Linked DNA regions of Mus musculus: region 1 is linked to region 2. The links are chromatin contacts, found by POLR2A ChIA-PET in ENCODE. All regions are on one chromosome and are shown on one strand. The core of a region is the stretch at or near the end of the contact, and the rest is flanking DNA. Distances in the headings are between cores, read along the strand shown.

Evidence for each region. ChIA-PET counts read pairs that join two places held with the same protein, here RNA polymerase II (POLR2A).
Region 1: POLR2A ChIA-PET joins it to region 2 with 11 read pairs in Patski. The contact joins two enhancer-like sites. POLR2A ChIA-PET finds 5 or more read pairs at or near these places in 3 of 5 experiments (Patski and embryonic stem cell).

The regions. Positions count from the first base shown.
Region 1 is chr8:108,816,936-108,822,072 of GRCm38, reverse strand. All of the region lies in intron 3 of Zfhx3 (zinc finger homeobox 3), which reads right to left. Among named protein-coding and RNA genes, the nearest start is that of Zfhx3, 100 kb to the right of the region's middle. Within about 2 kb of position 1,297, at least 1 of the 3 ENCODE cell types and tissues checked has a DNase peak (open chromatin) inside an H3K27ac peak, as active enhancers do.
Region 2 is chr8:108,746,522-108,752,067 of GRCm38, reverse strand. The region is part of intron 1 of Zfhx3 (zinc finger homeobox 3); the gene reads right to left. Among named protein-coding and RNA genes, the nearest start is that of Zfhx3, 35 kb to the right of the region's middle. Within about 2 kb of position 2,952, at least 1 of the 3 ENCODE cell types and tissues checked has a DNase peak (open chromatin) inside an H3K27ac peak, as active enhancers do.

The DNA.
Region 1 (5,137 bases), core at 48-2,547, 72 kb before region 2:
CCTCACCTAGGAAAAATAAAAATTAAAAAAAAAAAAAAAAAAAAGCAAAACATAATACCAAACTGGATGATTCAGCAAAGCTCACACATAGTATTATTTACCTGTACCAGACTGACAAACTGGAGAAGGTGGCTTGCTCTTTGGGACTCATTCCCTGAGGATGCCCAGGGCCAAATGGGCTACAGCAGGGCCCTCAGCACAGGCTGTCTGTGTGTAAACACTGCCACTTCACTCTCTCTTCTACCTCATTAACTGAAACACATTAAAGCAAGCGTGCTCTGGGATCAGAAAATGAGACTGCGACGCCAAGCTGAGAGATTCCTCACCAGCTGTGGGAAACTAGACCCGGGGGTGAGGACGCGGCCCCGCAACCCTGCTCATGGACAACCAGGCTCCTAGCATCCGATGAGGAAGGGGGACCAAAGGGGGTCAGAAGAGGAAAGGAAGAAATGAAGGCTGGGAGAGAGAAAGAGAGGGGAAGGGAGGGAAAGGGGGAGGGGAAGGAGAGGAATAGAGGGGAGGGAGGGAGAAGAATAGAGGGGAAGGGAAGAAGGGAAGGAGAAAGGGAAGAGAAGCCATGCTGGCTGGTTTTAGGTCAAGTTGACCCAAGCTAGAGTCATTGGGGAAGCAGGAACGTCAGGCAGCTAAGAAAATGTCCCCAGCAGACTGCCCTGTGAGCAAAGCCTGGGGCCTTTTCCTGACTGATGACTGATGTGGGGAGGCCCAGCTCACTGTGGGCAGTGCCACCTCTGGGCAGCTGGCCCTGGGTGCTAGTAAGAAAGCAGGCTGAGCAGGTGTCTAATGGAATAAGCCCTCTCCTCCCCAAGCAACAGAAACAACCTACTATAGACAAAAAGGGAGGGAGAAATGAAAAGGGGGGAGGAAGAGAGGGAGGGAGGGAGGGGAATAATACCCCACAGTCCTAACAAGCAGAAAACTAGCTAGCAACTGAAGAAAGCACTACCCCAAGATCTCTCCTTATAGATACATATTGTTTTCTGATCAACCTGTTCAGAAATGGGAAGGGGGAAACATAAAGAAGCTTATGAAAAATCATCAAAGCCAAAGGTAGTCGACAGCAGACAGAAGACAGTGAAGTGCCACTGGGGTCCCTGGAGTGTAGAGCAATCTGAAGTCTAAAGTCCTAAGACCCAGGGTGGTAAGGAATGTCTCAACCAGTGAAGGGCTGAAAAGAGCTGTGGGCGTGGCTGAGCTCTGGAGTGCTAGCCTAGCCTATGCAGTGAAGAGATGGGCGGGGCATCCATCTCCAATGCCCAATCAAGTAAGAGGAGGAAGGAAGGTCCACTCAGCTCTAAGGGGCTAAGGGAAGCCAATGCTACCTCAATGCTCAGCGACAGAACAAAACTTGTATTTCCTTGTTTTTAGCTATGGCCCACAGTGAGCGTCAGATTGGAACCGACACATCTAGGAAAACAAAATACTTATCAGACCTCCTAGGCCAGAAAACAAAACCGAGGCTCATGCGTTTCCCAAAATCAGCTCGATTATCCCCGCGCTAAGAATAAATGACAAGAGCCATGACTGACACGTGACCAAGGGATGCAAAAGACTTGCATACAGTCCTTAAAAAACATGTAAACTAAAGTAATAACTTGGCTGACCCCACATCCTGGACACTACAATACCGTTCTTGGTAGATGATTACTACGTGGGAAGTGAGCGCTGCTATGCAAAAGAGTCTTTTGCATTTCTTCACTGGCGCTCCAATTTGCAACCTAGGTGAGCGCCTGCCTCTCCTGGGGGTTTGCATTTTTTGCAGGTGTTTCCAACCCCGCAGGCTCCCCATTTTCACAAAGTTCCTGACTGCCTCGTAAAAACATCGTGGAAACTTAGCCCTCTGGGTCTATCAGTTCAATTAAGAGGAGCAGCTAAATTTGGGGGGGTTGTTTTGTTTAGAAGTGTATTTTTGGGACCCTCTCACACAGCTCTAACTACCAGGCAGGCAACAGACCGAGTGAGACTTTCCAGGAGTGTGTACTGGGCACATGGCTGTGGGTGTTAAAAGGCGTGGTTAAGTTAGCAGTTTGAGACTCAAAGCAAGGTGGCTCCTCCTACCACTTGTTGACTTAGATCTGTAACCAGAAACCCTGGGGCTAGCTGTGTGTTTCATTAGATAAAATGTGGGGAAATCAGCTTTTAAAAGAGGAGGGGTTGAGGGAGAGAAACATCTACAACTAGGGTAGCCAAGGAGATTAACCTCTGACATCCAGAGATGAGGCGGGATGGGCTGTTAAGAGAGAGAGAGAGAGAGAGAGAGAGAGAGAGAGAGAGAGAGAGAGAGAGAGAGAGAGAGAGAGAGAGAGAGAGAGAAAGGGAAAGGAAGAGAGAGAGAAAAAGAAGAAAAAAGTTCCAGCTGAAAAAGAAACTTCTGGAATATCTAAAATTAATAGCTCGCCACAGGTTGCCATGGAAACAGTTTTGCATACTTGACTTGCAGGTGCTGATTGTAAGGAAGGGAGAGTGGGGACTTGAAGGCCACAAGCAGGAACACAAATGTAAACATTAAAGGGAGACTCCTAAGGCAATGTTAAGTCAGCCATGTCACAGACAGCAGCAAGGCTTTCGATGTAAATGAACTCGCTTATGCAAGGCGGGGAAGGGCGGCTTTGAGGCGCCAGCCAACCCTGGGCTAGTGTCTGGGGGGCTGCCCCCGACTCCAGGATGGTCTGTGGTATTTCCAAGGTTACAGGATGCACTCAGATGTAGGCACCAAACATGAAAGGGGAGCGGTGTCAGATGTATTCCAGTTTAATTAGAGTTCAGCTTTCCTTTTGTCCATCTTTGCCTCTATGGTGCGCACACGTGGGGGCTGCTGCTTTGGTGGGAGCTGCCCTGTTGCAGTTTGCTTTGTCTTTTTTTTTTTTTTTTTAAATATGTGTTAGCCTCTGCCAAAAACAGTAAAAGAATTAAGAAAGCAGAGTAGCTCATGTCTCTGAGAACACACCTATGCTCAGCGTCGATTCCAAACCTCCACATCCTCGCGTGCAGCGAGGGGATTTTGACCAAGTACGAGAGATACAGCTACATTGATGCTGGACGTTGTTTTAAAAAAAAAAAAAAATTAAAGATGGTTGGATGGACAGATGGACGGACAGACAGACAAAGCAGCAACACCTCAGGTTGTGGACACCAGGATTAAGAGACTGGCAGTAAAAGCAACCTCCTAGCTCACTTCTCACAACTGACTTCTCCACAGAGAAGGGCTGGACCGCACACAAGCCAGAGTGAGGCCAGCCCTGGGTAGTTTCAGAGTCCCTAAGGACTGTGCTGGGGCCCTTCTTCTTAGAAGAAGCAGAGGGACCCACTTGGGAAAAAAACTTCAACACGCTTATGCTTTTAGTGCTAGAGGTGTCCAAGATTCTCACTCTTCACACAGGGTCACCACAGAGCAACTATGGTCAAGTGACACACTCAATCATCTCACTGAACACCAGTAATGGTGACGTCTCTCCACTGTGTCCTCCAAACCTGACAGTGTATCCAGTTCAAAGCCAATGGAAAACGAATTATGAAAAGTCAATTATCAGTAAGGCCCTAGGTGAAGCCAGCACCTACACAGCTCACTGAACATGAGACGTCCATGGAGACGTCCAGCCAGCGGTGCCTACCTAAGCCTTTGCCTATGGACTGGTGTTCATTGTACTAGAAGATTCTCTGCACACTACCAAAGGAGGAAGGTAAACACCAACAAAATTCTCAGCTCTTCAGGGGTGACCTGCCTCAAAGATGTGTAAGTACAATAGTGGGAAAACGGTGGGAGTAACCAACTAGTATCTGACTGGATTCAGGGCCAGTCCATGACATGCAACCCATTCCTGACGCTGCTTGGTGGCCAAGAACGTGAGGTTAGATACGGGGACGTAGGAGAAAACCAAATACTACTGTCTTGCTAAAGGAACAGAGCCATACAATGACTCCTAAGGACATTCTGTTATACTCAGATCAGTGCCTTGCTCAGCCATCACCAGAGAGGTTTCCTTCCAGCGGATGGCGTCATATAGGGGAGCCACAACCGGACAGTGTGTAGAGAGGGAGAGACCTCAGAACACTCAGCCCTGACCGGGATGTCTCCATCAAATCCCTCCCACCAAGGATCAGGGTTTTAAGAGCCAGACTGTAAGAACCAGAGGGGACGGAGGGCACCAAGGAAACAAGGTCTTGTAGATACAACAAGATTGACTCGCAGAAGAACTCACAGAGACCTTGGAAGCCTGCACAGGGGACGGATGGCACAGGTCTGAGCCAGATGGGGTTCCAGTGCAGAGAGGGGAAGGGGACATAAACCCGACCCCTAACCCAGCGCTGTCGCCAATCGATAACCACTTGCAAATGAAAATTTTGTCTCCTCCAAATGAATCTCATTGGGTATACAAGACATTCTTAAGGGCGGGCCAGTAGTGATGGCCAACAGAAAATGAACTCAACGGTATCTTTTGAGGTGCTTTGTCTTAGAATGTTTTTGTTTTTAAAAAGTATTATGGATACTTTGCATATATATATATATATATATATATATATATATATATATATATATATATATATATAATGGCTTCTGTTTTGTGTTCTTGCGGATTCCTGTGTGTATGAACACGTGTGTCTGTCTGTGTCTGTGTGTGCTTCTCATGCTTCCTCTTTGGCCCTTTGTCTTCTGCCTGTTTCCTTATTCCCTATTCTGACTTGTTTGGTTTTGATTTATCTTATTTTATTATTATCCCTCAAATGCCTGCTTGTTTTCTAAGGAGAGAGAAAAAGGGTGTGGATTCTGAGAGGAGGGCAAGAACTGGGAGAAGCTGAGGGAGGGTAAACTATAATCAGAATAGAGTTTATGAAAAAAAAGTCTATTTTTAGTAAGAGGAAAAAATGTGAGGAACTTGAAAATGAATAAATAAAATGTAAATTTAGTTTATTAAATTTATTAAAATTAGAATTTGAAGAATGAATAAAGAATTTATTCAGTTATGTATCTACGCAACACAGGGGCATTGGGGGGGGGGAGCCAAGGCAAAAGAATGGTACTTTCATAAAATAATGGATTGTGAGGCTGGGAAAAATGGCTCGGTGAAGAGAAGCACTTCCTGTACAAGCAAGAGAGCCCCCGAGTTCACGCCCCACAAAA
Region 2 (5,546 bases), core at 1,703-4,202:
GGGATGAGCCCTCTCATCATGGCTCTTTTTGAAAGACCGCTAAAAATCTAGGTGTGACTAGCCTCCGGCATTCTGCACCTACGAGTAATCTTCTCTCTCCTATTCTTTTTCTCGAGTCAGGATCTGAGTATCAAAGTCACTCCTGTCCTGCCTTCTCCTCCAGGGTCACATCGCTGCCCCCTGGGTTCTCGGCATCTTTGGACACTCTGTGACAGTGCTGGTTCCTGGAACTGTGATAATTCTGTAAGCTCTGGAAAAATTTACTGCACGGGCAATTATTTTGTCTACTAAAGTTTAAAGAACTTAACTCACCCATTAAACTCACTGCATCCCAGGCCTTTCTTGGGAAGGCTTTGGGATGTTTTATTATTGTCATTCACATTTCTCTCTCTCTCTCTCTCTCTCTCTCTCTTTCTCTCTCTCTCTCAACTTCTCTTCTAGTTCTTGGTTTAAATTTTTAGATGTCTGAGTCATTTCCCTAAAATAGTCTCCTCCCTGGGATTTTTCACATTTGTATTTTAAATGACTGTATTTTATCTCACAAAAAAAAAAAAAAGATTTCATTTCAAATACAAGGTAGAATGCTACTCCATTTCCACAATGCCAACTTGGTTTTAGCTCTTTTCTTACTTAGACGCCATAATGACTTGGCCCATTTCTTTTTCTTTCTCCCCCCAAATAGGTAGCTCTTAGATTTATCAATTCAAATGTTTCGATTGGCCTGGCCCATTAAGTCCACTTGTTTCCTAGTATTCTTTCTCAATACATCTTTTCTTACTTATTCTTCCCAACTCTAAACTGAAAGTTAAATCCATTTATTCTCACTACCCCCCATTTAATAACGGACGGGCTTCAAACTACAAATGTGTCCCCTAAACGCAAACTTGGCAGTGACCGCTACACCTTGGTTCTCTGAACGCTGAGGTCTTCCTCGTGACCGTAGTACAGCATGCTTTACTCGTGAACAGGGGAACATGTCAATTCTAGTTTGTCTAAGAGTCTGGTGCAGGCCAGGCTGATCTGGAAAGCTTTTACGTGGCTGAGGATGACAACTTCTGTGTCTCTGGCCACGCCCCAAGTGCTGAGGTCACAGGCCTGGGCCACCATTGCCAGTTTATGTAATAGGAGGGATCAAGCCCAGGGCTTCCTGCATGCTAAGCCAGCACTCTTATCCACGGAACTCACCCCCAGCCCCTTTTCATTAATTAATAAGCACACTGTCCCTCAATGGAAATAAAACCACAGAAATTCCAAATATATTACCCAATCAGTGCCCATACTTTAAGTGAAAGTCGGAGTTCTGGTTCCCTGAGCAAGGCTTGGCCCTATGATGTTATAGCTATGGCCTGAGAAGAGAAAAGGCAGATAAAAAGAAGTAAATAAATAAATAAATAAATAACCTCTTAATTCTGTAATTTGTACGATTTCCAAGTTTGGAAAAAAAAAAAAGTAAGATCTTGGGGAAAACTGGGGGCGAAAAATCAACCTTATGAGTTCACTGGTATTCAGTCAGGCTGCTATTCTGAAAACTCCCAATTCACAGGGTGAAGTGGAGAAGACAGTCTCAGTTTTTCCCACCCTCTCCTATCTTCTCAAGTGCTGCTGTGCATCTCTGCGGCTGCGGACCCCATTATTGCTCCGTGTGAATGGCGATCCCAAATTAATTGAATTAACCTGTGATAAAAGGTCTTCTGCCACATCAACTCCTTTCCTTCCTCTCGAGGACTCTGTCACTTTCTCAAGTTGGAGAGAGAGAAGAAAAGTGAAGTCCATAAATCAGTTTTCCAGTTTCTGTTGAAGGAAGCTGCTTCCTACTTCTAATTTCTGCAACTGGGAAATTCTGTATATTATGTTACCCTCTAATGAAGGATGCCAGTAAACAGAAATCCACACGCCTGCACACGACAGATTATTACATTCTACAGAACTGCAAACACTACCAAGTTATGCACTCTTGGGAACACTGTTAGTGAGGTGTGGTTATTTAACGCCTCATCCACTTAAAAAAAAAATTCATTCCATATGGATGAAAAATGAGCACACTAGCTTGAATATGGGAAAAATAGAAAATGTAATCATATATTACTTAAAATCTATAATGCTTTATGCAAAGATAAGGGAGAAGTAGCCAAGCTTGGGGATTTAGAGCTTCTCAAAATACAAAGGGCATTACCTCATTGCAGGCCGCTAGTCTCCACCCTCACACACTGGCTAGAGACAAGCAGCCTAAGTCAAGGCCTTCCCATTACACTTTTTAAAAATAAAAAGAAAGTGTGTGTCTGTGTGTCTGTCTCTGTGTCTATATGTGTGTGTGTCTGTGTGGCTCTGTGTCTCTCTGTGTGTCTGTATATATGAATCTGTGTGTGTGTCTATTTGTCTCTGTGTCTGTCTGGATGTGTATCTGTGTCTGTCTGTGTATCTGTGTGTGTCTGTCTGTGTATCTGTGTATGTCTGTGTGTGTATGTCTGTGTCTCTGTATATGTGTCTGTGTGGTGTGTGTGTGTGTGTGTGTGTGTGTGTGTGTGTGAGTATGGATTGAGATGGACCAAGCTCTCCCCCCTCACCCCACCCCTACCCCCGTGAGCCATCCCACAAGTCTCCTTTCTCTAAGTTCTCACTACATAAGAAAGTCTCAACCCACTGGATGCCTGTGGGCTTCCACACACAGAACAACACTCTGTGGCACCACGACTCCAGCTGCAGAAACCTGACAGCTCAGAGACTGTAACAACTCTTCCTACAGAGGCCAGGCCACCCTCCAGACACCCTCAGAACATAGAAAAAAAAAAAAAAAAGCCCCAGCTATAGGGAAGGAAACCACCCCACCCCTGGCCCCTGCAAGCCTGGCGGCCTCGCTCACATTCTCTGTCTTCTGAGCCCCAGAGGTTCAGCACCCCCTGCGGCTAAGACAAAAGAGAGACCACAGGAAAACCAACTGCCCTTTTGGCTGGTCCCTAGCAAAGGGGAAGTGTAAAAGTGCAGAGAGGAGAGCGGAGCAGCTGCACTAATCCTGTTTTGTCCTGCAGTAATTAATAGTATAATCCACATTTCAGATGCATTAAAGCGAAAATACCGCATTATCCAAGGACTGGGCACACAGCCCCAGGGCAGAACCTCCCCTGCTGACCTGCAGGACCAGGTGACCTCATCTTAGCCTCCTCCTCTCTGGGGAGCTGACTCTAGACACCTCATAAAAGAACTGAGCTGGCAGCCAGGAATCTCCAGTCTGCTGAATATGTCGGGTCTGTCTTTGGAAGCTACACCCTCAGAGTAGCAGTGTCCAGAAGGTCTGACCCACCGGATCCATTCACCTCCTAAACTAAGTACCACAAGGGCTGGCACTACATATGTGCTAATGCTGTAAACTTAGGGGTAGATTTTTTTTTTAAGATTTAAGGTAAATCTTTCCCAAGAGATAATGCTGCAATTTATATAAATAAATAAAAATAAATAATTTTTAAAGGCATATGTAGAATTAAGATGTCCTTTGTAGATGCCTTTTGGTGGGAACACGCCAGTTTTGCTACTAAGGGAGGTCTTCACGGACACTCTGGGACTACTGGATAAGTTCCTGTCTAGGTCTAGAAAACTGACAGTTGTTTCCTAAGCCCAAAGAGGAAGCATTTTCCACGGCTACCAAAACAAGAATCTGTACCGGAAGGGACACTATCGGCTCACGAAACCAAAAAAAGATGAAATCATGCTAAATGCTGCAGGCAAATGTCAGAAACACTGAAAAGCAGAGGCAGCTTGAACCAGTGTCTACACTGCCACGGTCAGAGGCCGAACCCGCCTGACAGGGGACCCTGCCTCAATTCTCCAACACCAAAGCACGGACAGGAACATCCTGCAGTAAGCAGAAACCGTACACCCCGTTCATCTCCAGAACTTGGCTGTGCTGGGTCTCAACTCAGCCTGAGTCTAGAGCCTAATGCCCACTGGCGGCCAGGACTAAATTCCTCTAAGTTCTTCTTGGAACTTGGCTGAAACTAACTCTTCTTAAAAGAGTAACCTTAAGTTTTTATTTTCCCTTTTTTTTTGGGGGGGGGTTGTTTTATATATGAGTGTTTTGCCTGCCTGGTTGCAAATGCACTGTGTGCAAGCCTTGCGTCCCCAGTATTGAAAGTGGAGTTACAGAGGAAGGTACACAACCCTGTAGGTGCTGCCAATCCAACCTCTGGAAGAGCAGACACTGCTCTAACCTGGAAAGACTTCTTGATCTTGGTAACTGAGTCGAAAAAGAAAATCGTGTTATCTCCCAGTTTTGAGAGTGTTGCAATCTGGGAACATCATTACCCAAGATTTCTGCCCTGGCGATTCTTCCCTAGAGAGTGGGTGGTTAGCTCAGTGGGAGAACTTGTGCTTGCCACACGTCCCTGGGTTCAAGTCCCAGCACCTGGTGGTGGAGGGAGATGCTTACCTAGAACTTAATACACTGCTCCATGATATTATTAATAATTCTAACTCACCCACACCCACCACCACCCCCAAAAAATCAGTTCCACTAAGTTCTTAAGAATACCTCTAGAACCAGGCATAGTGGCACACGCCTTTAATCCCAGCACTTGGGAGGCAGAGGCAGGTGGATTTCTGAGTTCAAGGCCAGCCTGGTCTACAGAGTGAGTTCCAGAACAGCCGGGGCTACACAGAGAAACCCTGTCTCGAAAAACCAAAAAATAAAAAAAATTAAAAAGTAAAAAGAATACCTCTAGAGTCTGGCCAAGAAATGAACCATCTGCATGACCCTGGTTAGTAGAAAATGCACCCACAGATGGAAAACGCACTCCAGAAACCGAATCAGGATTCCTTGCTCCCCTAAAAACTGCCAAAAAAGTCACAATGAAGCCATGAGGCCTGTCATCTGGCTCCATTTTTGACGCTATGTCACAGACCAGTCATTCCCACATCCCCTGATCATCTCTAGTACAAGGAAGGTGGAGAGGAAACCACCACCATGCACACTTTCCTGCCTGTCCCCTCTAAGTGACCAACACACCACGCCCATCTAACTGTAACCTTTGCTTCCTTCTACACTGCCTGAGCTCATCCGCCACAGACTCACGTGAAGACCCTTTACATACTCTCTCCTCCTTTCTCTCTCAACTTCTACCCTTAGGAGCTCAACATACTATAGTTTTAGCCAAACAATAAATACCACACTGCTTGGGAAGGAGAGAGGCTTCTAAAGTTTGCATCTAAGCCTCCCTCCCTATTTCTAAGAGATGGTCTTTAGTGAGACAGGTAGAGATAACATAAGATGTCAGTGTGTAGCGCTGGCATCACCTTTACCCTCCAACCACACACTTCCAGACCCACCAACTACAGCAGCTCCCCCACAGCACCCCACTGTGAGTTAAAGACCAGCCTTCCAACATGCCCGCATCTGACTTATCTGGATCTGGGAGTGTATTGCCTTATATGGCAGAAGAGACCTTGAAGATGGGATAGAGTTAAGGATCTCCAAATAGGACACATTATCTTGGATTATCAAGATGGCCCTGCTGTAATCACAGGGTTCCTTAAGTCAGGGACAAAGGACAAGACCC